Regions from separate parts of the Mus musculus genome. Here region 2 is linked to region 1. A link is a loop called in an ENCODE intact Hi-C map of the cell type or tissue named here. Cell type or tissue: left cerebral cortex. All regions are shown on one strand. Each heading gives the region's core, and the rest is flanking DNA. Links, peaks and the distances in the headings are about the cores only. Region 1 holds the start of Gm35137 (predicted gene, 35137). Region 2 overlaps Patj (PATJ, crumbs cell polarity complex component).

Region 1 (16,212 bases), core at 4,196-12,195:
AAATCTTGAAAAAAATACCTTTGCTATTCTTCTCTGGTGCCTTCAGCCTTGAAGGGGGAGGTTGCCAGAGGAACATCCTTAAATGATTAACATGTCTACTGTACAGAGTTAAACAGGAATCTGACCCAAAGTTGAAGGTAGCAGAGGAGACGCTGGAAAATGAAGACGTCATGACAAGCTTGCCACAGTTCCTCTGCACATCCACGGGCCCTTGTTAAGTCCCTGCTTTCAGCAGCAGCAGCTTGAGCCTTCCCTTCTCTCACAGATTAAACAGATACAGCCAAACACCACGTCCGAGACGTGGGTGGCCAGGATGCTTCCGTGGAAAGATCAGCTGAGTTACAGCTTTTGTTGGCCACCCACGGATAAGACTAGGTCATTTAAAAGTTTATCAGCGAGGAGTAGCAGCTTGCTTAGGAGACTGATCACAAACCAGCCTGGACTGTAGAGCTCCAGGCCAACCCAGGCTGCATAGTCTGTCCACCTGGTTTCAAAACCCAATTAATTAATTTAGCTAAACAACAAATAGAAGTAAAATTATGCTATTTAGGAATATGGAAACAAATACTGAGAGAAATTGCTAAAGAATTTGTCAGAGAGAAGGAAGGATGGAGGAGCAGACTTTAAAGTGCTGACTGGCGATTCTTACTTAGCCATCTATTTGGTCCGTCTATGCGTGCATGCGTGGTGGTCAGAGGACAGCTTAGAGCAGTCATTAATAGTCAGTCCCAGGGATTGAACTCAGGTGGTCAGAGTTGGTGGCAACCTTCATTCACTGAGCTGCCTAACCAGCCCCAATTTTTACTTTTTGTGGAGAGGAGTTGGGGAAACAGGTTCTCTCAATGAAGTCCTGGCTGTATTGTAACTCACTATATAGACCAGGCTGGCCTCTGACTCTGAGGTCCTCCTGCCTCTGCCTCCTAAATGCTGAGATTAAAGGCCTGTTCGGCCTGTGCCACCATGTGCAGCCCAGTATTGGCTTTCAAAACTAGGAAACATACATGGGAGGAAAAAAAGAGGGGTTTCTTGTTGTGGTGGTGTTTTTTTTTTCTTTTTGTTTTTTGTTGTTGTTGTTATTGTTGGTTGATTGGATTTTGGTGGGTCTTTTTTGTTTGTTTTGGGTTCATTTTGGTTTGGGGTTTTTGTTGTTGTTTTTGGAAGGAGCTAAGAAAACATTTTACTATGTAGTTCTGGCTATCCTAAAATTTATCAGATATTGCAGACTGGTCTTGAACCCACAGCAATTCTCCTGCCTCAATTTCCTAAGTGCTTGGAATATAGACATGAGCCACCACCATGTCAGCCGGCTTGAGAATTCGCAGCCTTGGCGGCCCAGTCAGGTCTCTATTTGCCAGAGCTTCCCTTAGATTCTGGGTTACTTGGTGTAGGATGTGCCCTAGACGTCAGATGGTGGTAAAGCTCTGCACGTGAGGCTATGCAGGGTGTGAGGGATAAGTGACACTGGGGTTCAGGAAGAGGAGGAAGCCACGTGATGCAGGAAAGGACAGGAAGTGTGGAACAGGCGGGCTGAGTGAACAGTGAGCCAGTGCTTCTCCAGATCTAGCAGGCTCCCTCAGCAACACCCAGCACAGCCCTCTCCTGACAGAGCTGCCGAAGACTAAATGGGCCACAGTGGACAGTGCTCATGTTTCCTTATCTTAAATTTTATATTTTATTTTTATATTTCTTTATAGTATCTGGAGTCTGAGAATGGCGAAATTCCTTTTGGTATCACAGACATTGTCTTGGGGGACAACCTGGATTGACCCTAACAAACACAAACCATGAGACCCTGGTTTTAATCCTTGATACTAGAAAAATAGAAATTAAATAATCCTGGGAGAAATCCTTGGAGCATTCCAGGTGACATTGGGGGTTTGAGCCACTAGAGCGCTCTGTGTTTAGCAGCCAGTTTGCCCCTCTTATGTGTTACAGTCTAGACCCTTAGACTTATTTAAGAAGCCTAAAAAATCAGTGTGTCGGGCTGGTGAAATGGCTCAGTGGGTAAGAGCACCCGACTGCTCTTCCAAAGGTCCTGAGTTCAAATCCCAGTAACCACATGGTGGCTCACAACCATCTGTAACGAGATCTGACTCCCTCTTCTGGAGTGTCTGAAGACAGCTACAGTATACTTACATATAAATAAATAAATATACATAAAATAAATAAATCTTTAAAAAAAAATCAGTGTGTCAAGAAAGCCATTGTCAGTGGGCTCTAGATAAATACTTTCTGCTACTTCAAATCATACCAGAGTCAGGTCTAGGCATTTGTTGCTCTTTAGCATGCCCACTATCTCAGGGTCACCTTGGCCTCTCAGCTCCCATGATTAATAACATCTGCATCTCTCAATCTAGAATGCAAGTTAGGTACAGATGCAGGCTGGGTGTGGATGCTGAGTTAGGTACAGATGCAGGCTGGGTGTGGATGCTGAGTTAGGTACAGATGCAGGCTGGGTGTGGATGCTGAGTTAGGTACAGATGCAGGCTGGGTGTGGATGCTGAGTTAAGTACAGATGCAGGCTGGGTGTGGATGCTGAGTTTTACATTTTATAACAAAGAGATTTGAGCCCTGACAAATCTAACAGTGAAATCTAATAGTGTTCCCTAGCGGGGTTAGATGCTCAGGAAAGCTCCACGCAGGGAACACAGGCTCGTGTGCTTTGTAACAGCCCATGTTCCCAGAAACTATCTTGACTTCTCAATTCTCCAAGACATAATCTCCCAAAACTGTTCTATTGTTGTTTGTTGTTGTTGTTATTGTTGTTTGCTTGTTTGATTTAGTTTTTTGAAACAGGGCTTTTCTATGTAGCCCTGGTTGTCCTGAAACTCGATATGTAGACCAGGCTAGTCTCAAACTCACAGAGAACCCCTGCCTCTGCCACCCAAGTGCTGGGATTAAAGGTGTGTACCACCGCCACTGCCACCAGGCCCCCAAACCTGTTTTTAAGGAGAGCTGCCCATTTTGTGGTCCATGCAATAAAGGCATGCACAAGTGGCTCAACCAAAAAGTTTATTGAACATAGACTGACCTACTGTGGAACATAATGCTGTAGTTGAGTTCAGCTTTATTTTTAAGTCATGTAGTGTCCCAGACGTTATAGTACAAGCCAGTGTGTCTGATGAAATAACACTTTCTCAAGGAGAATGGCTTGAGAGGTGAACTCCAATAAAGGAGTTGAAGGAATTGCAGGTTGAGAGAGAAACTCCATTGGACAGGGAACCACAGTGAAAGAACAAGGCATTTGGAGCGGGAAACACAGAGTGAGCCGTAAGTGCAGTGGGAGGGGGAAACACACACTGACCGGCAAGCGCAGTGGGAGGGGGAAACACAGAGTTCGGTGTGAGGTTCGTGAGAGGAGGGAACACACCCTGGCAGAGAGTGGTGGGAGGGGGGAACATGGTTATTGGCTCATTTTCCAACTCTGTGGATACTACTGGCTGTTCCTTAGGCCTGGGAGACAGTGCATGTTTCCTAGCCTTCCTGTCCAGCAGCTTGCTGTCCATGCATAGTTGAGACCTCCCCTCCTCTTCCTTTGGGTTGGTAGCCTCCCAGGTCATGGGTGGGTGGGCGTCTGTACCCAGTTCCTTCTGTAGGTGGGTCTCTGCTGCCATGACTGCTGTTCTCACCGGCTCTGTCTGGGTCTCCTCTTCCTTGGAATGACAGGTCTTCCCACCTCTTCCTTCTTGTTGGTAGTTTTGGGAACGCAGATTACAGATTTCCCCTCTTGGTCTCTTCCGCCTTGGAGAAGTTGGGACTCTTCCTTCAGGCTGCTGGGCTGCTCTGACTCAGGCCTGTAATTTCCAAGTGTTTAATAATAACTACACCTGGAGGGGGTGCAAAATACTCCCATTAGACGTCTGGTGAGAGATCTCTAAGTTTTGCAGTCACTTGGTAATAAGTAAGGCAGCTCAAGACGGGCGCGGTGGCGCACGCCTTTAATCCCAGCACTCGAGAGGCCGAGGCAGGCGGATTTCTGAGTTCAAGGCCAGCCTGGTCTACAGAGTGAGTTCCAGGACAGCCAGAGCTACACAGGGAAACCCTGTCTCGAAAAAAAAAAAAAAAAAAAAAGAGGCAGCTCAACTAGATTTAATACGTTCATGCCTGTCGCCCAGCAGTTCTGTGTCTAGCCGCCCAGCCTGACCCTTGTGCATCTCCATCACCAGGCACATATGTAAGGAGCACTCATCCTTGAGCAGGCTCATGTTTTGAAGGGCTGTGGTTGAACAGGATGACATCAGCCATATTCCCCAACTGTCCTTTTCCTCTGGGGAAAGAAAGGAAAGGGTTCCAGGGCACATGAGGCAGAAGGCCAGAGCACAGATCCCAGGGTGGGATTATCACCAAACCTAAGAGTCACAGCACACACTCATGCATAGTAAGCCTCATTCATAGCACAAAGCAGGAAAAGGGAGATGTGGTAATGTGTCCCTCTTTGAAGGAGGGACAAAGTGACCACACACACAGTCCATCTTAGGGTCCTGAAGTAAGACTGGAGCTTAAAAAGAGGGCCAAGGATATACATATAAGCAGTCCTGGCCCAAGACCTTTTCCACCACCACTAACCTTCATTGTCTAGACTTCCCCCTCATCCTGTGGGGTGTTAGAGTTGTGTGGCATCTCTTTCCTAAAGACAAACTCTCCCTCTAGCTGCCACCTTCCCTTCTCCCAGGACAAGCTTCCCAGGGAAATATCCAAATTGTTGGTATTCCTTGTTTCAGTAGTATGAGAGATTAAGAGTCACAGATATCTCCTAGACTGTCTTCATTTCTGCCACGCCAGTTACAGGATCTCACCTCTCCAGGCCAGGGAACCCAGAGGCTAGAACACTTGAAGTTGCAGAGACCATGATTTCCACCCCCCGCCCCCGCCCCCATCTCATAAAAGGCCTCTAACTGTGTCCCTTCCCACTTTGGCTATCACTGGGTCCTGTCGCCCCTCACAGGACCTCTACTGCACACCTCCCTGAGGGCAGGACTGCTTCTCCCCCTCCCCCTCCCTCCCCCTCCCCCTCCCCAGTCCCATCCCTGTTCTCAGAACCCAGTGAAGCTGAGAACAACAAGTCCAAGATTCGCTTGATAAAGAAAAATAAAGTCTATTTTCTGTCCTCTTGGTGGCCTTCCCCTGCTTCCTCAAAGGACCCTGTGGTTACTTACCTCAGACCATAGTCCCCAGTCCCTGGTGTTCAGAGGCAAGGCTGAGCAGGACACGTAGGTCCCACCTCAGTGTTGAACTTGTACACCACTGACCTAACCCTTAGACAGTAGCTCCTCCCATTCCCAAGCCAAGCCCCAGGGAAGGTTTAGCCATAGCTTATCAAGTTACTGGGTCGGTCAGCTCTTCCTGCAGGTGGCAGATCTGCTGTCCTGGGCCTCCCCACAGGAGACCTGCTGTCCTTCATATTTAACACTTAGCCTGAGGGTTGCACTCCTTCAAGACTGGCAAGAAGGTTCTGGGTGGATTCTGGGTGGTTCCCTTTTCATTTTAGAGCTCGTTGTGGTGAGGGAACTGCAGGACTTTTTTTTATATTTTGCAGCTAGATAGTAAAGCTTTATGGTGAGTGTAATGGACTGTAACTGGGGTGACAGCTAGGTCTGGAAAGTAAAGTCTGGTGCTCCTTTTCCTTCATGCCCCGTGATTGCTTCCTGACATAGGATTAGAGAGTACTAGATTCTAACCAGGCACAGTGGTGACTCCTGCCTGTAATCCCAGCACTCTAGGATGGCTATGAGTTTCAGGCTAGGCTGGGATACACAGTCTCCAGGGGAGTGGGAGGGCTGGATGTGGTAGTGCCTGCCTAGAGTACCAGCTCCTGGGAGGCAGAGACGGATTGATCTCAGAATTCTAGGCTAGCCAGGACTGTATGTTAAGACACTAATCTCAAAAATAAAACAAACAAACAAACACACAAACAAGAAGAAGCAGCAGAAGGAGAAAGAAGGAAGGAAACAAGGGAGAAACGGGCAATATTTTAATGACTTTTCTGCTTCCGTCCAATAGGGACATGACATAGTCCCATGAGCATATCCTGTGTGACCAGCTTGAGCTTCTTTTTCATGAGATCACCGTGTGCCACTCAGTTCCATAAGCATTCACTTCTGATAGAAGCCTGGCTCCCAGGAATCCCAGTAGACTGGGCTCAGCTTCTTTTCCCACACAGTCTGAGCCTGGGGGCTCACACCTTGCCTGTACTCCTAACACTCAGGAGGCTGAGGCAGGAGGATCAGTTTCAGGCTAGCCTAGACTGCACACAAGAGAGACCCTGTCTTACCTCCTCTTCCCCATAAAATCCAGAAGGAGATGGGGTGAGGCCAAAAAAAGGAGCTTATTAAATAAGCAGATTGATCCCACAGGGAACCACTGTGACCCAAGGATCCATGTCAGCTGCCAACAGTCATCCTGGGCACACAGCAGAGAATCAAAGGAGCTCGAAGTTCTCGGGTAGGATTCCAGGTCATCTTGGTCTGGCTATCCACTGGTTGATCATTGTCTTAGGCCATTTTCTCAGGATTGGCAATGCAGAGTTATGTTGGTGCTAAGAAAGTTGCTGAGTTCTACCCTTTGCCTTCAAACGTTGTCAGGCATACCTGTTGTTCCTGAGGTCCAAGTCACTTTAAGTGAGAAACACTCAGGAGAACTCTCAAAGAAGGAAAAGAAACAAGATGGAGTCGTAAACAAAACAAGTCTTATAAAAAAACAACAACAACAACAACAACAACATTTAATTGGGGCTGGCTTACAGGTTCAAAGGTTCAGTCCATTATCATCAAGGTGGGAGCATGGCAGTATCCAGGCAGGCATTGCACAGGAGGAGCTGAGAGTTCTATGTCTTTATCCAAAGGCTGCTAGTGGAAGACTGATTTCCAGGCAACTAGGGTGAGGATCTTATACCCACATCCACAGTGACACACCCATTCCAACCAGGTCACACCTATTCCAACAAGGCCACCCCTTCAGATGGTGCCACTCCCTGGTCCAAGGATATACAAACCATCACATGCCCCAACACACACACACACACACACACACACACACACACACACACACTAAACAAACGTAAAAAGAAAAAGTTGGTGCTGAAGCAATGGCTGAGCAGTTAAGAAAGAGCGCGAGCTGGTCTTCCAGAGGACCAGGATTCAGCTCCAAGCATCCACATGGCAGCTCACAGCTTGGTGTACTTTCAGTTCCAGGGTATCCAACACCCTCACACAAGACACATGAGATAAAACACCAATGCTCATAGAATAAAAATAAATCATTTGAAAAAAAAGCAAAACAAAAATATCAAAATGACATTAGCTTGGTCAGTGCCTGGACGTCCTTCATTCACTCCCTCTGTCATGTCTCTGTGGAGTGGGGCCTACCTGTTAGATTTTCTCTCTCCTTAAAGGACCAGAAGCCCCGTCTCCACATAATCACCTCAATCTCTCTGTCCCTCCTGAAGGCTTCCAGCCCACTCATTCTCTTCAGGGTTCTTCCATAGGCACATGCTGGGGCATGACCCTGCTGCTCGTAGAGCTGGAGCCGAGATCCACAGCCACCAAAAAAAAAACATGCACTGTCAATCCCTAAGAAACGGGTTGAAAATGCAGAAGAAAACAGGAAGAATTGACTTAGGCAGGGGCACTAGAGAAGGTCGCACGAGGAGCAGGCTGTCAGCTAAGCTGGCTTGTGTAGAGATTCCCAGGGAGAAAAGTCTGGAAGATTGAGAGGAACGGAGGAAAGATTAGAAGTGTGTGTTGGTCAGGGGTCGGGGGTACTGCACATGCTTAGCGTCTTCTCCCACAAACAAAGGGGCAGTGGTGAAAGGTTTCCAGGGGGAGAGTGCCATTGTGTATCCGGGAAGATGACAGGGGAAGGTAGAAGAGAAGAGTGAACAGGGCTGGGAACTCATTCGGGAGCAGGCGGCACCAGGAGGCTACTGGGACTGAGCACCTCAGTGCCTGTCTCAGATGACAGTCCCAGCCCCAGCAGGGTTTCAGTATTATACCTTCTTAGTTCGTTATGGGGGAGCTGGAGGTGTAATTTGATAATAAGTGGAAAAAATGAAAGGAAAAGTCAGCTGAGCAGAGGGAGTGTGTTTTAGGGTCCAGAGTTTGGAGAGGAAGTAGGGTGGGGTGCATGCTGTGTGTCCTCTGAGAATGGAACATGCTAGGCAGGCATTCTGCCACTGAGCTACCCCCCACCCCCCAAGTCCAAACTTGGACTTGGTATCCTAATTTTGATAAGCTGAGCGATGTCAATGCAAATCCCAAAGTGGTGACTGGGCCGAGCATAGCTGCTGGGTTATAAGCACAGCGGCAGAACTTAAAGCCAGGGGATGGATGTGCTGTCACTTGACTCTGAAGTCACCTGGGCCTCTGACAGAGCCTGGAGGTAAGCAGAGATAGCAGAGAGCAGACCCTACCAGCAGCGAGAAAGTCGGGAGTATGTGGGTCCTGGAGGCTCAGGCCTGGAGAAGCTGGAATGGAATTGTTTGTGAAGAGTGTGCCTTGAGAGCAGGCAGCGTCTGCTGAGGCTCTAGGCTATGTGAGACAGCCCTGCCTGCTACTGGAAGAAGAGAGTCTAGAAGGGAGCTTTTATGCTACGCGTCTTAGGCTTTTATGCTGCGCATGTCCCCATTTAGTTGACTATTCTTCCCATGACTGTATTTCTAGAACACGCTGCACTTGTACATAACTGTTTTCCCCTCGTCTGGATGATCCCCAAATTCTTTCTGACCCCTCCTCTGGCCCATCGCCTTTCTCCTGCTTTACAGACAGCTGTTTCACAACTGAGGCATGTGTGCCCTCTGTTGGTATGTTCTGGAACTGCGTCACATCAAGTTTCCCTGCACTCCTGGGCAAATTCCTCTCCGGATCTGCAGTGGGACAGTCAGCCCTCCAGATCCCTGGGCTCTGTTCTAGGGTGGGGGTAGGACAGCCGGCAGGACAATGAGGTCAGAATGCTGAACTCAGGGAAATGTTAGGAGAGCTGCCACAGGGCAGGACACCTTGAAGGTCATAGGAAGGACTTCAGCTTGTGGCCCAGCATCCAGTTCTCTGCAGATGACTTCAGGCAGAGTCTGGAGTAATCGGCGCCATGCTAACTTGGTTCTAAGCTACTTGAGAAAAGTGAGGCTGAGCAGTGAGGTGGTTCCTGTAGAACTCCACGAGATGACTTTGTGGGTCAGCCTGCAGCACCTGGGAGGACAGTGGGCTGAGACAGAGACATCAAGGATGGTACCAACCAACCTTACTTACCTTATGAAACCACAAGAACTGGTCACAGTCATCTAGGATGTAGAAAGCTGCAAGAGCCCAGGCTGTGGGGCAGAGGGCTGGGGACGTTAGCAGTGGGTTCCTGAAGAACATCACTGGGGACACATCATAAGGGTTTGGAGTTAAGTAAGGTAGAGCTGGAGATAGAGAGCTGGGGATGTCGTCACGGGTGGTATTTAAATTAATAGCACAAGACCCAGTGTGGATGAGAAAGACTAGGAACTTGGGAGCTAGGCCTGTCACACTGCACAAGAGTCAGCAAGAGAGGATGGTGGGGTGGGAAGATGCACGAGGCTAATGTACCTGGGCCGGTGGCACAGGCCTGTGATTCCAGCAGCTATTGGAAGGCTGAGGAATGAGGATCGCTGCGTCTGCTGCTCTGTAAGGCCCTACCTCAAAATAAAAGGTTTCAAAAGGAGGGTGTGGCCACATGGGTGAGTGAGAGAGTCCTCGTTCAGAGGCTCTGGATTCAGTCTCCAGTTCCACAAAAGAATAAAGAAGGGGATGGAGAGGCAGCAGCCACTGGAAGTCAAATGAAGGAAAGAGTTTAAGAAAAAAATGAAAGCCTCCAGCGCAGCATGGAGGTGCATGCTGAAACCCCGGCCCTGGGAAGGGCGCAGCAGGAACATTGAGAGTTTTAACACCAGTGGGTCTCTGTCTCGGGAAGTGAGGGAGGAAATTCAAGTGAGAAAGATGGGGAGAGAGAAAGGGAAACGAGAAACGAATAATCCATCTCTCCAGCTCTCCGTGCAGGAGGAATGCTGTTTAGAATACAGCCGTGGTTTCTCCAGCATCCTTGCAACTTACAGTAAAATACCTTGTCACTCCCTCCCACAGGTTGTGGCAGATACCAACATAAGTGCCATAGCGACCCAGCTGGAAATCATGTCTGCAGGCTCCCAGCTTGGCTCTCCGACTGCTGACCGACATCCGGAAGACACAGAGTGAGTGTTCTGATACAGAGTGGGCCTAGCGCCTGAGCTTCAGGCTCCGGTGTGTGTGACCTCAGAGTGGAGGGATGCACGTGCTAAGTTCTCCTGCCCTGACAAGGTCTGACAAGGTGTCTGTCAGGGCTCTCTATTCCACCACAAGATCCTTCTCATTGCCTCGACACAAGCCTATACCCTGTCCTAAGAAACTGCAGGTTTCCTAGGTCCACCCTGCTCTAAGGTGCATGGACTAACATGCCCTTAACTCACTAAGTTAAAGCCTTGTTCTGAGGTGAAATCTTATTGTCCCCTTTGAGAGCATATGTCATCACAGCTAGTCATTGCCAAGCTGTTCATTAAAGCAATGTTTCTGAAGCTAAACTGATACAAGAATAAAGAACAGGAGGCCGGTGACATAAAGGCACTTGGCACCCAGTCTGACGACCTGAGTTTGGTCCCTGGGGCCCACAGAGTGGAAGGTGAGAACTGACTTTCACAAGCTATAAGCCCCTGAACTGTACGCGCCTGGGTATGCGCCTGCACACACACTCCAAGACACTATTTGTGGAGACTCTGAGGAGATGTTCCCCAGCAGAGTCGAGGATCCGGTATTAGCAGGTTCCCTGGGGTTATTCTCCAGACAGGCAGAGAGCAGCTGCACTTAGAAGTGCTGTCTGGAACTGTTCCTGTCAGCATCTGGTCATAGTGTGTGCTCAATGAATGCTACCAGCTAATAGTTCATGTAAGAAACTGGGATCAGCCCGGCGTTGTTAGCCTACCCCTAATAAAGTCCCTTATGGATAGCTGTGATCCCAAATTCTTTTTGTTTGTTTGTTTTGTTTTTTGAGACAGGGTTTCTCTATATAGCCCGGGCTGTCCTGGAACTCACTTTGTAGACCAGGCTGGCCTCGAACTCAGAAATCCACCTGCCTCTGCCTCCCGAGTGCTGGGATTAAAGGCATGCACCACCACCGCCCGACTCTGAGTGTCTTTAAAAACAAGTCTCTGGGGCTGGAGAGATGGCTCAGTGGTTAAGAGCTCTTCCAGAGGACCCTAGTTCAGTTCTCAGCGCCAACTCACAGCTGTCTATAATTCCAGTTCCAGAAGATCTGGCGCCTTCACACAGACATACAGACCACCAGTACATATAACAATAAATAAATCTTAAAGAAAAGAAAAGAAAAAAGAAAAGGAAGAGAAATGAAAAAAAGAAACAAGTCTCTGCTGGGTGTAGTGGTCACACCTTTAATCCCATCACTGCAAAGGTAGAGGCAGTACTCTGAGTTCCAGGCCAGCCTGGTCTACGTAATGAGTTCTAAAACAGCCAGAGCTACATAGTACAGAGATACCCTGGCCCAAAAAAACCAAAAAACAAGAAAAAGAAGGAAAGAAGGGAGGGAGGAAGGAAGGAAGGAAGGAAGGAAGGAAGGAAGGAAGGAAGGAAGGAAGGAAGGAAGGAAGGAAGGAAGGACAAAACTGTTAAGGGTAGGGCTGGGCAAGAGAAAGTAGCTGAGGTTAAGAGAGCATACTGTTCTTTGAGAGGACCTGGGTTCAGTTCCCAGCACCCATGTCAGGCAGTGTCATAGCCACCTGTAACTCCAGTTCCAAGGGATCCAACACCTTATCGACTCCACAGGAATCTATATCCACGTGCACATACCCTCCCTAAACACACACACACACACACACACACACACACACACACATTTATGTAAACCATATCAGCCATTGCACACATAGATTATTAAAAACCATAAAAATAATTTTCAAAAAAGAAATATTAAGGTATTATGAGATAAATTGGCATGATCCAGATGATGCTTGCTCCCGATTGCCAGTGGCCCAGCTATGCAGGTGTCTAAGGAAACTAGTTCTGTGTTTGAGCTCTTACCTCAGTTTCCTTCCCAATGTCCTTGGCAACAGGGTTATGTCTGCAAAAGCAGCCAGAATCACACTCATGTCCAGCTTCCAGGCCATGACTGAGCGTGCTCGTGAGGCCACAGTAAGTCTAACCTTACTCATGACGTCACTACTGCTCCATGTGGGAACAGTTCATGACTGGACATCTCTCTAAGGCCAGGCACTGTACTGGTGCTGAGTTCTGAGGATTCAGAGAAATATTTATAAAGATGTGGCCCTACCCAGCCTTAAGAGAAAAGTAGACTTATAAATCCATAGCTGTGGAAGGGCTGGTAAGAGCAGTTAAGTTCAGGGAGAGTAGGGCCCTTGAAGCCATTGCCAAAAGCCCAACTTGGGGCAAGGGGTAATTGGTGAAGCTAATGATGAGTTTTGAAAGAATTGGACTAAGCTGGGTGGTATCCAAAACCATCCACAATTTGTACAGCACAGACTATAGCAGTTACTGTAGACAACTATTAGACATAAACATTGCATCAACATGCAGTGGCTATTAGTGTCAACCAGATGGAAACCTACCCCAAAATAACTTAGGCAGAGCTGCGGGGGAGAGAGATCTAATCAGAACAGCAAAATCAAAGGTCACATACCCCATTCTCAGAGGAAAAGAAAAGAGACCCTCCCACCACAAACCAGACAGTGTGGATGGGGACCCCAGATTTCCTTCGATTTTGACCATCCTTTGGGTGGCAGCCTGTGGGAAGAAGGACTGAGGTATAGCTCGGTTGGTACAGCACTTGCCTTGCATGCACAAAGCCGTGGTTTGATCCAGAGCACCACATAAAGCCAAGTCTGCTGTTTCAAGCCTCTAAGCCCAACAGTTGGGAGGCAGTGTCATAGAAATCCAAGGTCACCCTTGGCTGCATAGCCAGTTCAAGGCCAGCACTGGCTTCAGGTAAAATGAGATTAGATGGTTTGAGCACACATGGGTGATTTAAACTTTAGTAAAGTTGACTGAGAGAGAAGTCTTCCATACTGACGAAAATCTCAGTCACGCGTTTGAAGCAGGTTGTCTTCACCCCTCTTGGTCCACGCTGATGGCCCTCTTCTCTCCTGGCTTCTAGTTATTGTTTATATAGCCATGATCCTGAACTTAGCTGAAGGAGCAGGTAGAGGGAAAAGACTCATTACCAATGGTGTGGCATCAGGATCGAGGACAGAAAGCCTGGGCTCATCCTCCTGAAGGGTACAGAGGAACACCTTACTGGAGGTGGGCTTGGCAAGGGTCTTTCCACCCTAGGAGAAGTGATACGTACGGACACTTGGGCAGAAAAAGGGATTCAGTTCCCAAGCACTAGCCTGCCACTGCTGGTTAGGGGCATGTCTGGAGACTGCCGGTGTCCATCTTGCTGGTATGGCCTCTGCAGTGTGGGCTGTACCATCCACACATTCTTTATTTGAACAGCACAAGTTGGGTTTTAAACTCTAGGATAGTCCTCACTTTCTGACTAGCTACTGGATGTGATGGTGGCTGCCATCCCAGCACTCGGGAGGCTGAAGAAAGAATATTGATGGCCATGAGTTCTAGTCAACCCGGGCTGATGTTCAGATCACACTTCAAAATAAAGGGAGGGGCTTTGGTAAGATGGCTCAATGGGAAATGGCACTTGCTGCCAAGAGTGACAACTTCCAGTTCCCTCCCTGGAACCTGTATGGTTGGAGGAGAGAAATGAACCCTACAAGCTGTCCCATGCCTTTTAATGTGCACAAGAACACAGCACATAAACGTGTGTGTGTGTGTGTGTGTGTGTGTGTGTGTGTGTGTGTGTGTGTGTGTATCAAGAATTTGTTCAAGCCTTGTAGTACATGAGTAGATTTGAGATGCTTAGGAGGCTGAGCCAGAACATCATGATCTCAAGGCCTGCCTGAGCTACATGGTGACTCTGGGTAACTTAGCAAAACCCTGCCTCAAAATCAAAATCAAATCAAATCAAATAAAAATGGGTAGGGATGAACTCAGAGCTACACCTCTTGCTTAGCAGACACGAGGCCATGGGCACCAATTTGTCTTAGTCAGGGTCTCTATTCCTGCACAAAAATCATGACCAAGAAGCAAGTTGGGGAGGAAAGGGTTTATTTAGCTTATACTTCCACATTGCTGTTCATCACCAAAGAAAGTCAGAACTGGAACTCAAGTAGGGCAGGAAACAAGAGCTGATGCAGAGGCCATGGAGGGATGTTCTTTACTGGCTTGCTTAGTTAGGGTTTTACTGCTGTGAACAAACACCAAGATCAAGGCAAGTCTTATAAAAAAAACAAAAAAACAAAAAAAAAAACAACATTTAATTGGGGTTGGCTTACAGGTTCAGAGGTTCAGTCCATTATCATCAAGGTGGGAGCATGGCAGTATCCCGGCATGCATGGCAGGCATGGTGCAGGCAGAGCTGAGAGTTCTATGTCTTCATCCAAAGGCTACTAGTGAAGACTGACTTCCAGGCAACTAGGATGAGGGTCTTTTTGTTTTTTTCAAGACAGGGTTTCTCTGTATAGCCCTGGCTGTCCTGGAACTCACTTTGTAGACCAGGCTGGCCTCAAACTCAGAAATCTGCCTGCCTCTCTGGTGAGGGTCTTAAGCCCATATCCACAGTGACACACCTACTCCAACCAGGTCACACCTATTCCAACAAGGCCACCTACAAATGGTGCCACTCCCTGGTCTAAGAATATACAAACCATGACAGGCACTATCCTCAGTACACACCACACAGAAAAGGGGCCAGCCTAGACTACATAACAAGATCTTATCTGAATAAAAAGAGATGAATTAAGAACTAACCATAGGGAGCTAGAGAGATGGCTCAGCGGTTAAGAACACTGACTGCTCTTCGAAAAGTCCTGAGTTCAAATCCCAGCAACCACCAGCAACTCACAACCATCAATAACAAGATCTGGCGCCCTCTTTTGGTATGTCTGAAGACAGCTACAGTGTACTTACATATAATAAATAAATCTTAGAAGAAGAAGAAAGAAGAAGAAGAAGAAGAAGAAGAAGAAGAAGAAGAAGAAGAAGAAGAAGAAGAAGAAGAAGAAGAAGAAGAAGGGAAGGAAGGAAGGAAGGAAGGAAGGAAGGAAGAAGAAGAAGAAGAAGAAGAAGAAGAAGAAGAAGAAGAAGAAGAAGAAGAAGAAGAAGAAGAACAACAACAACAACAACAACAACAACAACAACAACAACAAGAACAAGAACAAGAAGAACAAGAACAAGAACAAGAAGAAGAAGAAGAAGAAGAAGAACAACAACAACAACAACAACAACAACAAACCATAGGCCGGCCAGTGGTGGCTCATGCCTTTAATCCCAGAGGGAGCAGAGGTAGGCAGATTTCTGAGTTCGAGGCCAGCCTAGTCTACAGAGTGAGTTCCAGGACAGCCAGGACTACACAGAGAAACCTTGTCTCAAAAAAAACCCCCAAAAAAAAACAAAAACAAAAAACAAACAAAAAAACAGCACTCATAGCTTCGCAGATTAGAAATCTCTCTCAAATCTGTGTTTCCATAGAAATGAACTCCCTCTCGGTGTCTGCTCTTGGAATTAAACAGCATACATTGTGCTTTCAGAACCCTTGTGCCTTACTTAGATTATTACTTTGGAGAAAGGCTGTAAGGTTGGGGCTAAGTATTGTTTTTGTTTTTTGTTTTTTGTTTTTTTGTTTTTTTGTTTTTTTTTTTTGAGACAGGGTTTCTCTGTATAGCCCTGGCTGTCCTGGAATTCACTGCGTAGACCAGGCTGGCCTCGAACTCAGAAATCCGCCTGCCTCTGCCTCCCAAGTGCTGGGACTAAAGGGGGCTAAGTATTGTAAGGGGTTATGGAATTCCACACGAAGACCTCCCAATTTATGTCAAGACTATATTTTCAAAGGTATTGATGTGTTAGAATGGCGGGTTGCATCTCAACAGCACACTAGACCAAGACAGTTCCACGTGGAAGAGGTTTTATTGGGAGGGAGAGACAAGGTGGTGGCAGAAAGAGAAGAGGGGGAGAAGAGAAAGAGAGGGTGGCGAGGAAGGTGGTGGTAGAAAGAGAAAGTGAGAAAAGATGGGGGGCTGTTCCCCTTATTTATATGGAAAATGACATACCACAGGTAAAGGTGGGAGATGAGCCAAGTGGA
Region 2 (16,212 bases), core at 5,353-13,352, 200 kb before region 1:
CAGAACCCTGTCTACTCCGGTGGCCTGTGTAGAGTGGCCCATGCAACACAGAAGCAGTGGCCGCAGATGTGCTGTGTGTGGCTGGTTGATGAGGAAGGAAGGCTTAGAACAGTGCTGCATTGTATTCCTATCTATCCCAGCATCAGGCAGAGCTGTACTGGGCTCTAGGATATTTGCAGCAGGGTACCTTTCCCTCATTCAGAGTTCTTCCTGACAGCTATCCTGTGGAAGCTCGGCTCTATCCTTAACCAGTGGCTAGTGGTGTCCAGGTTCCTTAATTCTCTCAGCATCACTTTCTGTCATCTGAAATTCAGACAGTAGGCTTGGTATTGTGGCTCACACCTCTAATCATAGTGCTCAGTAAACTGAATTAGGAGAATTACTCTTGAGTTCCAGGTTTTTCTGCATCAATATGTCTGTTATCTTCTGTACTCACATCAGAGAACACAGGGTCCTCCCACTGATGAGAGGTCTGCATATTGGCTTGCTCATGAATCCATTTATATTGGAATCTTTCTGACCTAGGCCCCAAAGTCTGTCATATTTTCAGATATTTTAAAAAATGCACTGTAAGCGCATACCTGTATGTGTGTTGCTGATGCTCTCATGCCAGGCAGTCACTTTACCATGCAACACTTATTCTTGTGTGTGTGTGTGTGTGTGTGTGTGTGTGTGTGTGTGTGTGTGTGGTGTCTGTCTGTCTGTCCATGTCTGTGTCTATATGAGTCTGTGTATGGTGCAGCGGTAAGGTTCATGTACCTGCATACACTGCAGAGGCCAGAAGAGGGTGCCAGGTGCCCTCCTCTATTACTCTGCCTTTTCCTTCGAGGCAGGATCTCTCCTTGACTCTTGGGCTGGCCTTTCTCCAGTAGAATGGAAGCCAGCAAACCCCAGCATCCTCTCATGTCTGTCCCACTTGGAGGTAGGATTATAGGTGACTGTGTCAACATTCAAACTCTGGTTCCTATGATTTGGGGGTAAGTGCTCTTAGTGAATTATCGTTTCAGCTCCTAAATACACTTTTAAAATATTCTCTCTCTCTTTCTCCTTCCTGACCTTAAGTGGTTTCCTAGAAGAATGCTGCATTTGAATGATGGAGTGTTGTTTCTATTTTATGCTGCCCTTAGAGTCTGCATATGGGCCAATAGCCATGTCTTTGTTCTACAGTGTAACTAAGGTTGAGAGTGTCAGAGAATCTTGCCTAACTGTTCTCAGATCTCTTGTGGCCAGTCACTGAAAGTTTAAAGAATAAATTTATATGTATTGAGCATTTAGACCACAGTTGAAACTGTTATGTTTATGTCTTTACCATGATGTAAGCTGATATTATAAGATATATAGAATGATGTTTTCATTGATTTAAGCGTCTATAGAATAGCAGCAGAGTACTTGCCGTGTGAGATAAACAAATCAGAGTTGTTAGAGCTTTCTTAAGCCTGCATATTTATTTTCAGGGAGCTGTCTTTCTTTCATTTGACTTGTAGGACCCCCTGGATCCCACGCGGTCAGTGATTGTGATTCGCTCCTTGGTGGCAGATGGTGTAGCGGAAAGAAGTGGAGAACTTTTACCTGGAGATCGCCTAGTCTCCGTCAATGAGTTCTCCTTGGACAATGCCACTCTTGCTGAGGCTGTGGAAGTGTTGAAGGCTGTACCCCCAGGTGTGGTGCATCTTGGCATCTGTAAGCCTTTGGTGGTAAGTTTGGAACTCAATTGGTATAGAAGTGTAGTTAAAAACATGAACTTGGAAGACAAATTTGCCTGACCTGTAAGGCTTGAATTGTGTGAAAGGGAAATAAAACTAGCTCTGTAAAGAACATGGAGTGGGGAAACAGACACTCTAGCCTTGAAATCCGTCCCGTGTGACCTACTATGTGTTTGACCCTGTGCATGTTTCTGTTCTTTTCTTTTTTAAACTGAGGTATGTTATTTTAGTGCACAGGTGTGTGCGGTTTTTGCCTATGTGTGCAGTGCCCACAGAGGCCAGAAGAGTGCATCAGATTCCCTGAGCTGTAGTTCGAGGTGAATGAAAGCTACCCTATGTGGGTACTGGGCATCCACACCCAAACAGAGTCCCTAGCACCAAAGTGCTGTTCCAAAAGAGCAGTAAGCAAGTTTCTGATGTCTGATTTATCAGAGCAAGTTTCAGAAATAAGGGTCATGCCACCGCCGATGCGACACACTGCTGAGTGACTGCTCATTGCTGTTGGAGCCAGCCTTGTCCCTGCTACTTTTACTACTACCACCCCTTTACCTTCAGGTTTCTAGAATCCTGAGTTCTTGTCAAGTCCCTTCAATGTAAATTAAAATAATTTTGTATTTTAATTTTAGAACAGTGTTTCCAACCTTCTTAATCTTGCTACTCTTTATTATAGTTCCTCAAGTTGTGGTGACCCTAACCATAAAATTATTTTGTTGTTACTTCATAACTAATTTGCTACTATTATGAATTACGATGTAAATATCTAATACGCAAGATTATCTGATACGTAACTCCTGTGCAAGGGTTGTTCCACCCTAAAGAGGTCACACCCCATAGGTTGAGAACCACTCTTCCAGACTGATGCTAAGAAGGTACAGGGAGCTGGAATTCATATTTTTGTTCATATGGAAATGCAATTTTCATACTTTCCTGTCATCAGCATGTCTTCTGATCCCTAGTGCTGACAGCCTTTCTGTGGTCAGATTGTTTTGAGGTCCTCTTACTCTAAGATGTACCATTTCATGTAACTGTTCCTCACCATCGCTCCTTAAAATTGTGTTGTTGAGATTCTCAGTGTAAAACAAATACTTGATTATTTTCACTTAGTTTTAAGTGTTTATTGTATGTCACTATATTTTAAGCCGCTCACATGTATTAATTAGTGTTATCTTCAAAGCAATGTTAAGCATCCTTTTGTCACTCATTACAAATGGGCCAGTGGAGACAGAGGGAGTTGAATAACTTTTCCAAACTTTGATCATTAGAAGGAGTAGGGTAAAAGTATGAGCTTGACTGGACAGTTTCCAGCCTTACACCCTTTCTTAGGCACAGCACACTAAGCTAGCTTTATTACAGTGTCCTGTTTAGTTTGCCTGCATGTATCTGAACAGTAATTTGGTCACGGTAGGTTGTCAGACTGGGCTTCAGAAAGCCTATGTCTAGCTTTGCTCTGAATAACTCAGTGAGTTCAGACCTCAAAGGTGTGTAGGCGACAAAGAACCCAGAGGGAGAAGGATGACCTGGAGGTGGAGACCCCATCCTCAGGCTGCCAGCTCTTCACAAGTCTCCCTCCTCAGTGGGTCGCCCGTACTACTCTGATGCAGCACTTTGCATTTCATAAACATATATTGGTGATTTGATAAACTTGACCAGTTTTATTCTATGAATCATTTATAAAAATTCATAGTGGAATGAGCAAGACTAAAAAACTACAGTTTTTTCTTGCCTCTAAAATTCTTTTAGTGTATAAATATATTAGTATGTTGCATGACAGCAACTCCGGCACCTCACTAGCTTGGTGGGTAGTGACAGTTATGCTCATACACTCACACATACACACACCACATATATGAATAATGAGCAGTGTACTGCACAAAGTGTTTTTGAATTCCGAAACTGCACTGTGACCCTTGTACTTCCTTTTACACTTTTGTGCTTGAGATTGACTCTAGGACTTGTATGTCACTGTATTTTAAGCCTCTCACATGCTTCCCATGCTAATCACCTGCCCTACCAGCATTATTTTTTTTATTCCTCTATACACATTTAAATGCCTGAATATAACACCTATCAATTACTTTAATCATTTAAAATTAAGTCAAGTACATGGCTAACCAAGATCTTGAATTTTTCATATATGAGATGTATTGCCATAGGCAACAGATGGTAAATTGAAGTACACAGTGTGGTTTTTGCAGGAGGGAGAACATTAATATTTTTATAAGGTTCACCTTTTTGGGTTGTAGCAAGTATTTGTCTATGTTTTCCCTGACAGTTACTTACTCAGCTATCATGGCTATATGGGAAAGTCCTAGCCATGTGTGCCCTGTAGGAGAGGGCTTCACAGGCTTCCCCTTTAAGCAACTTTAAGAAGTCTGAGGAGGTGTGAAAACATGGCACCTGTTACGGACAGAGTCTGCATCCTGTGCTGCTGGCAGAGGAGGGAGTGCTGCAGAGGCAGAGGCCCTAGAGCAAGGCCCTGGGAGGGATTTAACCTCGTTGTGAGTTGTCACTTAGCTCACATTTCTCCTTAGAGTGTGAGGCTCCCAGGACAGCTGCAGATTACAATTACCTCTGTAGTATTAAGCCATATAATAACTGTACTCATAGAACTACAGTGAGGAATCACCACCTTATCCATGTTAGCAACTCATCTTTTCTTCTGCAAACTTACCTCAAACATACTGGGTACAAAAATCCTCGTAAACTGGCTTTTAAAACTGTACTGTCTTTAGCACTAAGTAGACACACAGGCCCTGGAGCCCTGGCTACAGAGCTGGGGCTTACTCTGTGGTTTCCAGCTTGTGTACCCCGAGGCCTTTCCATCTCACTATTCACATTGCTGATCTGTAGAAGTATAATCACATGGACTGGTAACTGAGGCCCAGGACTCTGAAGTCAGATTCTGTACACGTAACTGTTGAGTGACTAGCGGTAACTGAGCCCGTTCCTCATCAGTACGGTGCTCTCTTCTTAGAGTGCCCATTGATGATGAGCACGTGAATGTGATCAAGTACTGTGCTTGGTGCAGGGGTCACTGTGTAGCTGTACCTGCAAGGCCTGTTCCTGGTGAGCGAGGGGCTTTTCTTTAATTCAAATCGATGAGTTGTGGCCTACAGTTCATTTTCTTTTCATTGTTGGTAAATGTTTGCTTTGTTGACAACATTTGCATAGCCCTTGTTCAGCTATTGCAGTGGATGAGTGAGAGCCGTCTAAAGAGAAGTTGAAGCTGAAGGAGCTTTTTGATCATCAAGGTGGTTTTTATTTTCAGGAAGATGAGAAGGAAGAGCGTTTTAGTTTACATTCAAACAACAATGGTGACAGCAGCGAGCCTGCAGACGCTGTTCATGAGATCCACTCATCTTTAATCCTTGAGGCACCCCAGGTATTTGCTGAAGTTATTTGCCATTTGAATGAGAGAGAGAGAGAGAGAGAGAGAGAGAGAGAGAGAGAGAGAGAATGAGAATGTGTGTGGTGTGTGTGTGTGTGTGTAAGAGGACACAAGCTTGTGCCACTCACTCGGTTAAATAGTTACAAATGAACTCCCCTCCCCCAATCACAGGTGTGCCCTACAGCTTCTTTCTCTGTAATTACTATTTTTTAAATTAAAATTTTTCATTTAGTCTAACATTGTCTTGTTAATGACAGAAGATGTAAGGCATTTTCAAAGAACAAACACTGGGGTTAACAACGTGGCTCAGTTAAGGCACTTGCTATCAAATCTGACCTGAGTTCAATATCTGGAGCCTACAAGGTAGGAGAAAACGAATCCCCACAAGTGACCCTTTGATTTTTACCCATGTGCTAAGGCACTTCACTTTTCCACCCCCAGATAAATCTTCCACTCCCAAATAAATATAAAAATATTTTAAAAGAACAAGCATATTTTTTAAAACACTAATAAACATCTAACATTTTAGAGAAAGAATATATCGTGGAAACAGACATCCATGTAAAATGCTGTAGAACATGGAGCCAAACATACAGATTCATATTTGATGCTTTCCCAAGAAGATTACGTACTCAGACCTCTTGGGTGCTATAATCCTAGATGGTATATATTGAGTGTTCCCATTTTATTCCTACGGTGCACTTTATTCTTTGTTTTTCTTGGTAGCAATAGTTCAGCAGTGTTCCATGTGCAGTGTCTTGGACTGAGAGACATTCCCACAATGTCCACCACGCTTAAAAATGTAGACATTTGGTGTTAAAATTTTGTAAGTCATGATGTTTCAAATATATGTTCTGACTCTGATTGGTTTTTGCACCAGGTTTGTGGTATTGATTTACTGTTTCAGTGCGAAGCTTAACCGTGTGCTGTTGAGTTATGAGAAGAAAGCAGAGGGCCAAGTTGATTGTAGAACTTATACTAGGTAGTGCTTAATGGATGGGGCTTACAATAGGATGAGTGTTGATCTATAGGAAATTAGGCCTCTGTGTTCAGCAGCCATGGGCTCACCACAGTTAAGGCAGAGGCTTAGCAGAAATTATATTTTTTTTTTTTATTCCTCTCTATCATATGCTCAGTGTAGGTAAAAATCTTGTTTCTGTTATTGGGCTTATTAGGAGAAAATTATACTTACTCAAAGCACTTGACATATGACTGACTATGTGCTTATCGTGTGAAGGGCTAGAGGTGGGGCTCAGCAGTGGAGTGGTGCCTGGGAAGTGCAGCACCTTCCGCTCAATCCTCTGTCCTTCGACAAAGTAAAAAAGGATGGGTTTTGAACTGTCCAATAGCTTCTCGTGTTGAGAACTCATGCATGACCACGCTGAGCTTGCTGTCTTTCCTATCTCAAGTAGGAAGTGTGTCTGCTGTTAGGAACTGGGAACTGTGTTAGGGAGGAGTTAAACAGAAGCGGTGTCGCATTTTGACCAAATTCCTCGCTGTGGTGGAGAATTGTCGGTAGTTACCGTATGATGAAGCTTTCAGTTGTGCATGTTCTGGCGGCAGAGTGAGCTGCAGTGTCTTCCTGTTTGGTGATACCAATGAGCCTGTGCTTCTGAGCGCGCATGGGTTAGGGCAGAGCTCCCGTCAGGTTGGCACTTCTCCTGATTGAGGTGTAGAGTGCAGCTGTAAGACAAGTGACGCTAACATTTCTCAAAACCTTTTCTTACAGGGATTTAGAGATGAGCCATATCTTGAAGAACTCGTGGATGAACCTTTTCTAGATTTGGGAAAGTCTTTGCAGTTCCAACAAAAAGACGTGGACAGCAGCTCGGAAGCTTGGGAAATGCATGAGTTCCTGAGTCCTCCGCTGGACGGCAGGGGTGAGGAGAGAGAGATGCTTGTCGATGAGGAGTATGAACTTTATCAAGATCACCTCCGGGCCATGGAGTCAAACCCACCACCACCACACATTCGGGAGGCCGCTCCTGCATCTCCCGTGCTGGAACTCCAGGCTGGTACACAGTGGCTGCATGCTAACCTCTCAGGAGGCGAAAGGCTGGAGTGTCACGATGCAGAGTCCATGATGAGTGCCTATCCCCAGGAGATGCAGCAGTATAGCTACAGCACTGCAGACATGGTACGGCTTTGCGACACAGCCACCACCTGCTCCCCGCTCTGCCCCCACACCCCTCGCTCATGTTACTTCCATTCATAAGGCAGAACTGAATGGGCTTCTCACAGTTAGCATGGCCGACAGGATGCACTGCCAGGAGCTGAGCTGTGTCCTTGAGGTCACTCCTTTTTGTGTCTCACCGCTTCTCTGGAATCATGAGCTAGTGGGTTTTCGCTGGTTTTTTGTTTTGTTTTATTTTTCTGTTGTTGTTATTGGTAGTGGTGGTGGTGGGTTTTTTGGTTTTGTTTTGTTTGTCGTGTGTGTAACATTTTTCTCCTCACTTCTTAGTTCAATAAAGAGTCCTTTTAATCCTTAAGATTTTCTTTTAAATTCCCTCAGGGTGACATGGTTATATGTTTCTTATGTGGTATATTTGTCAGGGCAAATCAGGGCAAAATGAACATATAGTACATTATTATATGCTATACATTATTATATACTGTACATTATTATTTCTATCTTTGCTGTTCATAGCATTCTCCCTGCTATGTGTGATGCAATACCAGTGTGTGCCAGAGAATTACTTTCCCATTTGAGACTCAGACTTGGCAGGAAGCATTACCTTTTAATGGGTTAACCTTAGTATTAAATCACCAGTAAACTTAGTTTTTTAAAATAAAGTTATATTTAATTAGTTCCCTTCCTTTTTCTCTTCTCTTCTCTTCTCTTCTCTTCTCTTCTCTTCTCTTCTCTTCTCTTCTCTTCTCTTCTCTTCTCTTCTCTTCTCTTCTCTTCTCTTCTCTTTTAAATTTTTTTTGAGGCAGGGTTTCTCTGTGTAGCCCTGGCTGTCCTAGAACTCACTCTGTGGACTAGGCTGGCCTCACACTCGGAAATCTGCCTGCCTCTGCCCTCCAAGTGCTGGGATTAAAGGTGTGCACCACCACCTCCTGGCCACCTGCTGGATGGTTTGTTGTTTGTTTTTTTTTTTAATTGCCTTTGTTTTTATTTTGTTTGTTTATTTTCTGGCCTGAATTAATTTTCAGACAATGAGAAGAAAGTTACTATAGATGGGGTTTTTATTTGTTGAAGTTTTGTTTTAGTTTTCTTACATGCATAAGTATTTTGCCTGCATGTATGTATGTATGCCATGTGCATGGCTGGTGCTTGCAGAAGAAGAACTGGATGTCAGATCCCTGGAACTGGAGTTACAAGTTACAGCTTGTGAGCTGCTATGTGGGTGCTGGGAATCAAGCCAGAGCCCTCTGCAAGATCAGCAAGTACTCTTACCCTCTGAGCCGAGCCGCCTTGGCTGCCCTAGAGGGATCTTTTAAAGGGATGAGGTGCTGTGCTCACACAGGACCCTGCTGTCTGCACAGGCTGATCTCTTTCTGTGTGATGAGCAAGGTAGACGGAAGCCAGCTTTCTCCCTTGGACATTTCTTCTCGTTCCCTCTAGTAAATCCTGTGGATTTGTTCTGCTGGGCAAGGTGCTATCCTAGATATCAATATAGCCTCAAGGAAGAGGGTTCTGGGCAGCCTGCTAGGGAACAGATGTGTTTAATGTGTAAGTGGTCTTGGATGCTGGAAGCAGTGACATAGTTGCCTGGTGTCCCCCACTGACAGTAGCTTTCTCTCTCTGCCAGCCCTTCCCTACATCCTCATACTGGATATTCACTTAAATAAGCATACTAGAATCAAAGATTGCTCAATGCGTGTACACTTTTGTTGTGGTTGCTTTTTCTCATCAATAGAATTCTCACTAAAATAAAACACAAGTTGAAATTTTGGTCCGTGTTGCTGCTTAGACATTTAAGGCAAGAGATGAAATACACAAATATATTTAGAATATTTACTCCATACATTTAGTCAAAATTCATGTATGATTTATGGACATATCAATATGTATTATATGGTAGGACATTGATGAAGATTGTTTCAGCACTAATAAACTCTGAACCACTACCACTTAATTTTCTATTAATTCTTCTCCCTGCTACAATGATGGTAGGGTGGACTTGGATCTTTACTTGCCCGCTGTTTGTACTGATGGACTTCTGGAATCATACCTTACCATGTAATCAATCATACCTTACCATGTAATCATTCATACATTATCATGTAATCTATGTTTGTTGTTTCCTACATAACTTCTCGAACCTGAAGATGACTGTGTACAGTATTTTCTGTGGCCTGTATTCTGTCAAGTCACATATGGAATTTTCTACCTGTGTAATATACATAGTTATTTCAGATTTAGGAATAAACTAAGATATGCAATGATACTATTAACATATATAATATTACAATCCTTGAGAGGATTTAAAACTATTCAAATGTATTATGAACATGTAGTTCCTAGCACCCAGTTAGGTCCTCAAGAGGGTTGAGGAACATTACTACTCTGTCCTATTAAGACTCTATTTATAGCATATAAATAATACCTAAGAAGTTCTATGTTGATTCTCCTCCACCACCCACATGCTCTTGTTTTAGGTAAAGGATGAACTATGACAGTTTCTTGTATGTGTTGTTCACCTGGCCGACCATATAAATTGTGTAAATGTCTGTATTATGTACTTTTTAGGCATATAGTTTGATGGTATTAAATACCATTGCACTGTTGTGTAACCACCATCTCTGTCCATCTCCAGAACCTTATCTTCCTTCATAGGAATGGTGAGCCCGCCAATTAATAAATGCCCTCCCCTTGCCCATTCTCCCTGGCACTAACTGTAACTCTGTCTTCTGTTTAAGAATTTGACTACTTCATAGAAGTGAAGCTGTGATAATTACCATTATATGTCTGGCTTACTTCATGAAGCATAAGCTCTTCAAGGTTCATTCATGTGTATGTCAGACGACCTCACTGAGGTAGAAGAATTAACCCTGTATGTATGTCTCAATGGAAAAATCTTTTCTTCTGACCCTCTCAGAGCTGATCCCGGAGAGTATCTGTTAAAGTGAGAGACAATGTTAGTGCAGAATTCAGAAAAGTTTTCTGTGGGTACAACAAATTGGTTTGTTTAGGATCCACAAATGAAACTTGGGGGACAAATGTGACAAGGAAATTTGTGACAGTGTTATTATTCCGGTGCTACAGGTGCTGCCACCTTCAGGCTGGAATGAGGATTGGCCTTCTGTTCTTCATGGACGTAGACCCATCCTCATTGACCTGTGACTGCTTATTTCCCACAAGTGGCCTCTTGGCATCCCCGTCTCTCCTGCCTTTGCAGTTTTTGAGACATGGGCTTACTATGTAGAACATGCTCTTGTCCACCGTGAAATGGACTTGCCTCAGTTCTCAGGTGCCTGTGTCATCCAGCCAGCTGCTGCTGCTGCTTTCAATTATGCAAGGGAAGTTCTAGAGAATGGCTTCTTTTTTGTACTTGCAAAATATATGATGGTTTTAGCCTGAAGCTTCGGCGAATGTTCTCTCATGTGCCACATTTTGGCTTTCTATGTAAATGCTGGGAACTGAACCAGGATCCTTTGAAACAGCCATATGTGCTTTTAGCTACGAAGCCATGACCTGGACCAGCAAGTTGTTCTTCAATGACAGGGTCCTCAGAAAGGGGACCAGAAGCTCAGAAGCAAATGGTAGAACATAGAGAAGATAAGAAAGTTTGAGACCAAGAGGTCTTGTCAAGCTATGTCTTGGACCAAATAAGCTCATTAAGAAGTACAGCACCTTATGTTCTATTTCTAGGAGAGAAGTGGGGCAGAGTAAGCAGAGTCTGTCATACAATAGGATCAAGGCAGCGGGAAGCTAATTAAACAAAGTTGCACAAGGGCAACGTGGTTTCTCAAGAGCATTATAAATCTAGCCTACAGCAGTCTTGGGACTGAACCATAGCCATAGTTCCCCCAAGGCCCTGGCCTCAGGCCATGACCTGCTCTGCCAAGCATATTCCTGGTTGTAGAGAAGGCTGTGTTTCTTCTCTATACATCAGTGCCCCAAGGTGTGTGATGAGTGGGTTTCAAGGCCCTGGACTAAGGATATTACTGGCTTTGCCAAACACTTCTCTATATACCAGGGCCTCAGGGGAGGCCTAGGTTGATCAGTCTAGCTCTTAGTAGAGCAGTGTCTCTAGTCCTCCACCCTATTATTCATGGATAATGTTGCTGTAAATATTGGTATATAAATACCTGCTCATCACCTGTTTTCAGTTCTCTTGGGTTGCCAAATTAAATCACAATCAGAGATTCTCCGAAGGCTTGTGGTGTTTATTTGGGAATAACAGAATAACTGAGAATGCACAGGTCATAGTGACCAGTAAGCATTTTCTAGGAGTCTAAGGCAAGTTTTTAAAAGAGAAGAATTTGCAGTCACAGTCCATTGAATATGAAGTCCCTGCTCTTGAAGTCCTAAAGTCATAGTTGGCCCAGATTATTAATGGAAATGCTTATTGGGGAGGTATTCTGTTAGAAGTGTCTTGTTGGAACTTTTGTAGAACTCACAAATACTAAGCACTATAAATGAAATGTGTATGTTCATGGGGCATGTTAAGAATGGGGCGTTTCCATAGGAAGATGTTGGGAAGAGCTGAGCATGGTACGTACATGGAGTGTATGAACCAGGTTCTGTAATCCCAACTGATGGGACGTAGAGGCGGGAGGGTGAGGAGTTCAGGGTCGGCTTTTGCTCCACAGTAAATCTGAGGTCAGTGCTAAGTTAGACCCTGATTTTAAACCAACAGAATTCAGAGACCTCAAGAAGGACCTTCAACATTGTCTCCGACAGCCAAGTATTTTCCTTTCCTCGTTCTCTGGTTCTGATCTTATGGTGATGTGACCAAAGGGATTGGGTTAGCTTTTCTCAGAGCATTGTACCATGCAATGTTCAGTGTCCAGCTTTGCCACACCCTTGCTAATGCTGGCTTGCCTGAGTTTTTCAAATTTGTGTTTGTGAGTAGCAAGTGTGCCCTACTGTGTGATTCGCTTTGAGATGACAACTTGCTCATATCCCAGTGCCTTAGTTACTGTCCTGTTGTATGAGTTGATAGCTGCCCAGCAGAAAATGTAAAGGAAGAGGCTCATTACTTCAAAGGGATTTCTACCTGTTTATTATAAGAGGGAAGGCAAAATGGCAGGAAATAGTTCTTGGTGGCAGAAATGTGGGAGAAGCTTATTCAGGGATGGTGAACAGGGAACAGAGAACACAGGCTGGAACCAGAGGTGACTGGAACCCTAAGAGGCCCATTCCTGGTGACCAGCTGCTGTCAAAATATCACTGCAGGCCCTTAAAATATGGCCTGTGGTGGGCATTGCAGACTCAAAGCAGCTCTGGCTAGCTGTGAATTCTACTTTCTCTTGCCTTAGGCCTCTCTGAGTGCTGGGGACACAGAGCAGAGATTATAGACTTGCACCAGCACATCTATCTCGTTATGACTGATTTGCATTTTGTTAATTAGTGGTTAGTGATGTTAAGCATCTTTTTTTATTGACTCAATATGTATTTGTGGGAAAACCTACTTTACAACCATCTGCCCATATTTTTTAAAGGTCTTGATTTTTTTGTTTGTGCTTTTGTTTTTGTTTTGATTTTACTTCAGTATTATTTGCCTCAGAATGATGGGGGGGGGCATTCTCTATTTATAGAGAAAATAAAAACCACAAATTCAATTTTCTAAGATCTAAGCTTGTAAATTTGCTTACTGAAAGCTGGAAAGATGGGTCAGCATCTAAGAGCACTGGTTGCTCTACCAGAGGACCTGGGTTTAGTCTCAGTACCTCCCAGGCAGGCACCAAGGTACACAGACAAGCATATAGACAAAACACTCACTCAATAAAATAAAAATAATAAAATAAAAATCTGCTTTACTAAAAGCCAAAAATATTGCAAAATGCCTTCCCTTTTACGTCCTCCATGCCTTCGTCCCTCCTTTCCTTTCTTTGAGAAGTCACTTTTCCTTTTATTCCAGTTGGACAGGACCTTACTTCTCAAGCCATGCCATCTTTGAGTTGAATGGTGCATTGTGGGCTCCATTGGTCATCTGACTTTATATTCTCTGTGATCATGATTTGTTTCGGGAAAGCTGTCAGGAATTAGCATAGTAGTTCTCAGCGTGTACTCTCTACCACTGAAGTTTGACTATTTTATTTTTAAAGGTTTTTTTTTTTTTAAGATGTCTTTATGTATGTGAGTACACTGTAGCTGTACAGATGGTTTGGGGCCTTCATGTAGTTGTTGGGAATTGAATTTTTTGGACCTCTGCTCACTCTGATCAACCCTGGTCAACCCTGCTTGCTCCGGCCAACTCAGCTCGCTCATTCCCTGCTCGCTCCAACCCAAAGATTTATTTATTATACACTGTAGTTATTTTCAGACGCACCAGAAGGGGGCATCAGATCTCATTACTGGTGGTTGTGAGCCGCCATGTGGTTGCTGGGATTTGAACTTAGGGCCTTTGGAAGAGCAGTCAGTGCTTTTACCCGCCGAGCCATCTCTCCAGCCCTATTTATTTATTTATTTGTAAGTGTATTGTCACTGTCTACAGACACCAGAAGAGGGCATCGGATCCCATTACAGATGGTTGTGAGTCACCATGTGGTTCCTGGGAATTGAACCCAGGACCTCTAGAGAAGCAGTCAGTGTTCTTAACTGCTGAGACATCTCTCTAGGCCCGAAGTCTGACTATTCTAATTCTATAGAAAGTGGATCATTAGAAAATATAACCATTCATACTTTTGAGCAATCAAAATCTCCAACAATAAAAAACAAACAATAGTCCCTGCTGTGGCGGTACTCTTGTAATTCCAGCAGTCAGTAGTTGGAGGCAGAGGATCATAGATAAGGCTAGCCAGAGTTACAGAGCTAGAGCAAGTTACAGAGTTTGGAAAAGTAAGACCGAAGTTTTAAAAATGCTAATCATTTAAGTTAATATATCTATATGGAGAGCATAAAATTTTAATTTATGATCTTCCCTCTTCCTCCCTCTCGCTCTTCCTTCTTACCCTTTCTGCCTCTCCCTCTTTCCTTCTCGCCAATAAACCTCCTTTATATTAATTTTTAAAAAATTATTCTTATAGAAATTTATGACAAATTATGTTCTATGTCTGTGGGCCAATATAACAAACATACCATTTTCTGGAGGAGGTTAACATCAGAAATGTATTTCTCATCCTGAGAAGTATAAGGATAAGGTCAGTGTGTCAGTGGTTTTGATGCTTAGGAAAGACTCAGTTTAGTTCACAGATGGAACATTCTATTATCGGGTTGTCTGGAAATCTCTTACTGGGCCTTTTCTTTCCAGTCTCTGGTCTCCTTCATTAAGGCTTCCATGCCTGGATGCCTCACTGAGACCTGCCTCTGTACACCTCTACCTGGGACAAGTGGGACCAGACAAATCCTGCTTCCTAGCTTGCAGGGCCCTGAAATTAAATTGCATTAAAAATAGATAAACAAGAGAAACATATGTGTATTTACTTCATAGCTTTATGTAGCATGGGAGCCTCGTAGCAGCTAGAGTCAGTTCCCCCGGTACTGAGTGTGGAGGAAGAATAACTTGTGAAAGTGCTGCTTGGTGTTAGGGAGAGACTTAAGGTCTCTGCTGCTTATCCTTGAAGAAGAAGTTGCTCTCTCTTTCCCTTCAGGGGCAATGTCTTTCATGAGTGGATTTCAATTCCGGCTTCTTGTAGGAAACAGCTTGAAGGTCAAAGCAATCCTTTTGTACCTGCTGTGTTTCAAGTGCATTCAATTTAAAAGTCTGTGTCTCACTACTTAACCTCTTTGAGTATTTTGATTTAACATAAGCCCTTTTGTTTTAGCATTCCAGCAGTGTATATCTGTAAAAACCCATAAAAGACGAGGCCAGAAAGGGAAGAAAAGAGGAAAGGGCACTAAGTTATCAGCAGTGTTTGTCAATCTGTCAGTTCTGGTTTGGGCGGACCTGCACGACAGGCATCTGGTGTGTGCAAGTTCAAAACCAACCTGGTTTACTCAAGTGAGACCCTGTCTGGAAAATGAAACTTAAGTTCAACAAGCAAAGAAAACAAGAGTGCTGAGGGAGCCGAGCAAAGGCCGAGAAATAGCAGCGATGTCATGGGTGTCAGAGGAACACATGTAGGATGCCATGTATCACCAAGTGACTTGATTGACAGCCAGGTCTGTCTGTCTGTCTGTTTCTACTCTGGGAGATACTGGTTTGTATTCATTTGTTAATGCTTAAAAACAAAACTCTTCCTAACTATGCAGGTTTCCAAGTCCTAGGCTCATGCAGCATTTGTTGCGACTCAGGAGAATAACCCGTGTACGGGGGATTAGGGTGGCAGGGAGGTGGGAGGTAGGAGGTGTGTGTGTGCGCTTGCGCGCAGGTGAAGCAGCTTGCAGCCTGTTATCCATTGTATCGCTGCCTGGTTTGAACAACATTGTGGTGTTTCCATTGCTTTTTAACATGCTGAATTTCGGGTTTTCTTCTTTTTCAAGATGGAAGAAACGTTTGGCCTTGATTCCCGGGCCCCCATACCGTCCTCTGAAGGAAATGGTCAACACGGCAGATTTGATGACATGGGACACCTTCATTCACTAACGAGCAGCAGCCTGGATTTAGGTTTGTGAGCTGTGTTAGATTGTGTGTAGGCCTTTCGCTTCGCTTTGTATGCAGTGTATTGTACTGTCACACTTACCTCCATTCTGCTGCTTTCACTTTTTTGAGATTAAACCATGATTACATTGTTTTCTGCTTACCTTTCGCCCTCCAGTCCCTTTCATCGCCTCACTGTGATCTTTTGAGCTTAGAACTTGTTTACCCTGTCTCGGGACAACTTTGGCTGGGAATTTCAACTTGATCCTTCAGTTTCTGTGTATGGAGAAGGCTCCATATCCTCTGCCTCATTCTCTTTGTATTATAGCATAGATGGAAGTGAGACCACCCCTTTACATGAGCTATGTCTCTCCTAATCTATGGTAAAGTATCCAATGCTATTAAGTGAAATTGCTAGCTCACTGGATGGAGCTGTTAAATATTAATAAAGGGGTGCATATTTGAAACATTTATGAAGTATTTTCAT

What was found. Peaks named below come from ENCODE experiments on the same cell type or tissue, not always from the same donor. Only the 100,000 strongest peaks of a DNase experiment are listed, where the experiment ranks them.
Region 2: a loop joins it to region 1, with 4 times the contacts of the local background. A loop is called at or near these places in 8 of 42 quality-filtered maps.

The regions. Positions count from the first base shown.
Region 1 is chr4:98,693,898-98,710,109 of GRCm38, forward strand. Patj (PATJ, crumbs cell polarity complex component) reads left to right here. Exons shown (of 44, transcript NM_172696.2): 43 at 10,098-10,204. It overlaps Gm35137 (predicted gene, 35137), which reads right to left and starts at 5,246. Exons shown (of 2, transcript NR_168468.1): 1 at 5,157-5,246; 2 at 2,996-3,827. It overlaps Gm35073 (predicted gene, 35073), which reads right to left and starts at 6,858. Exons shown (of 2, transcript NR_151609.1): 1 at 6,741-6,858; 2 at 5,957-6,639. In left cerebral cortex, for the core only: a CTCF peak has its summit at 8,802 (motif pointing left); a DNase peak (open chromatin) is centred at 8,759.
Region 2 is chr4:98,490,054-98,506,265 of GRCm38, forward strand. Patj (PATJ, crumbs cell polarity complex component) reads left to right here. Exons shown (of 44, transcript NM_172696.2): 18 at 1,485-1,694; 19 at 4,972-5,085; 20 at 6,821-7,228; 21 at 15,629-15,752. Among named protein-coding and RNA genes, the nearest start is that of Gm40210, 81 kb to the right of the region's middle. In left cerebral cortex, for the core only: a CTCF peak has its summit at 10,316 (motif pointing left); a DNase peak (open chromatin) is centred at 10,316.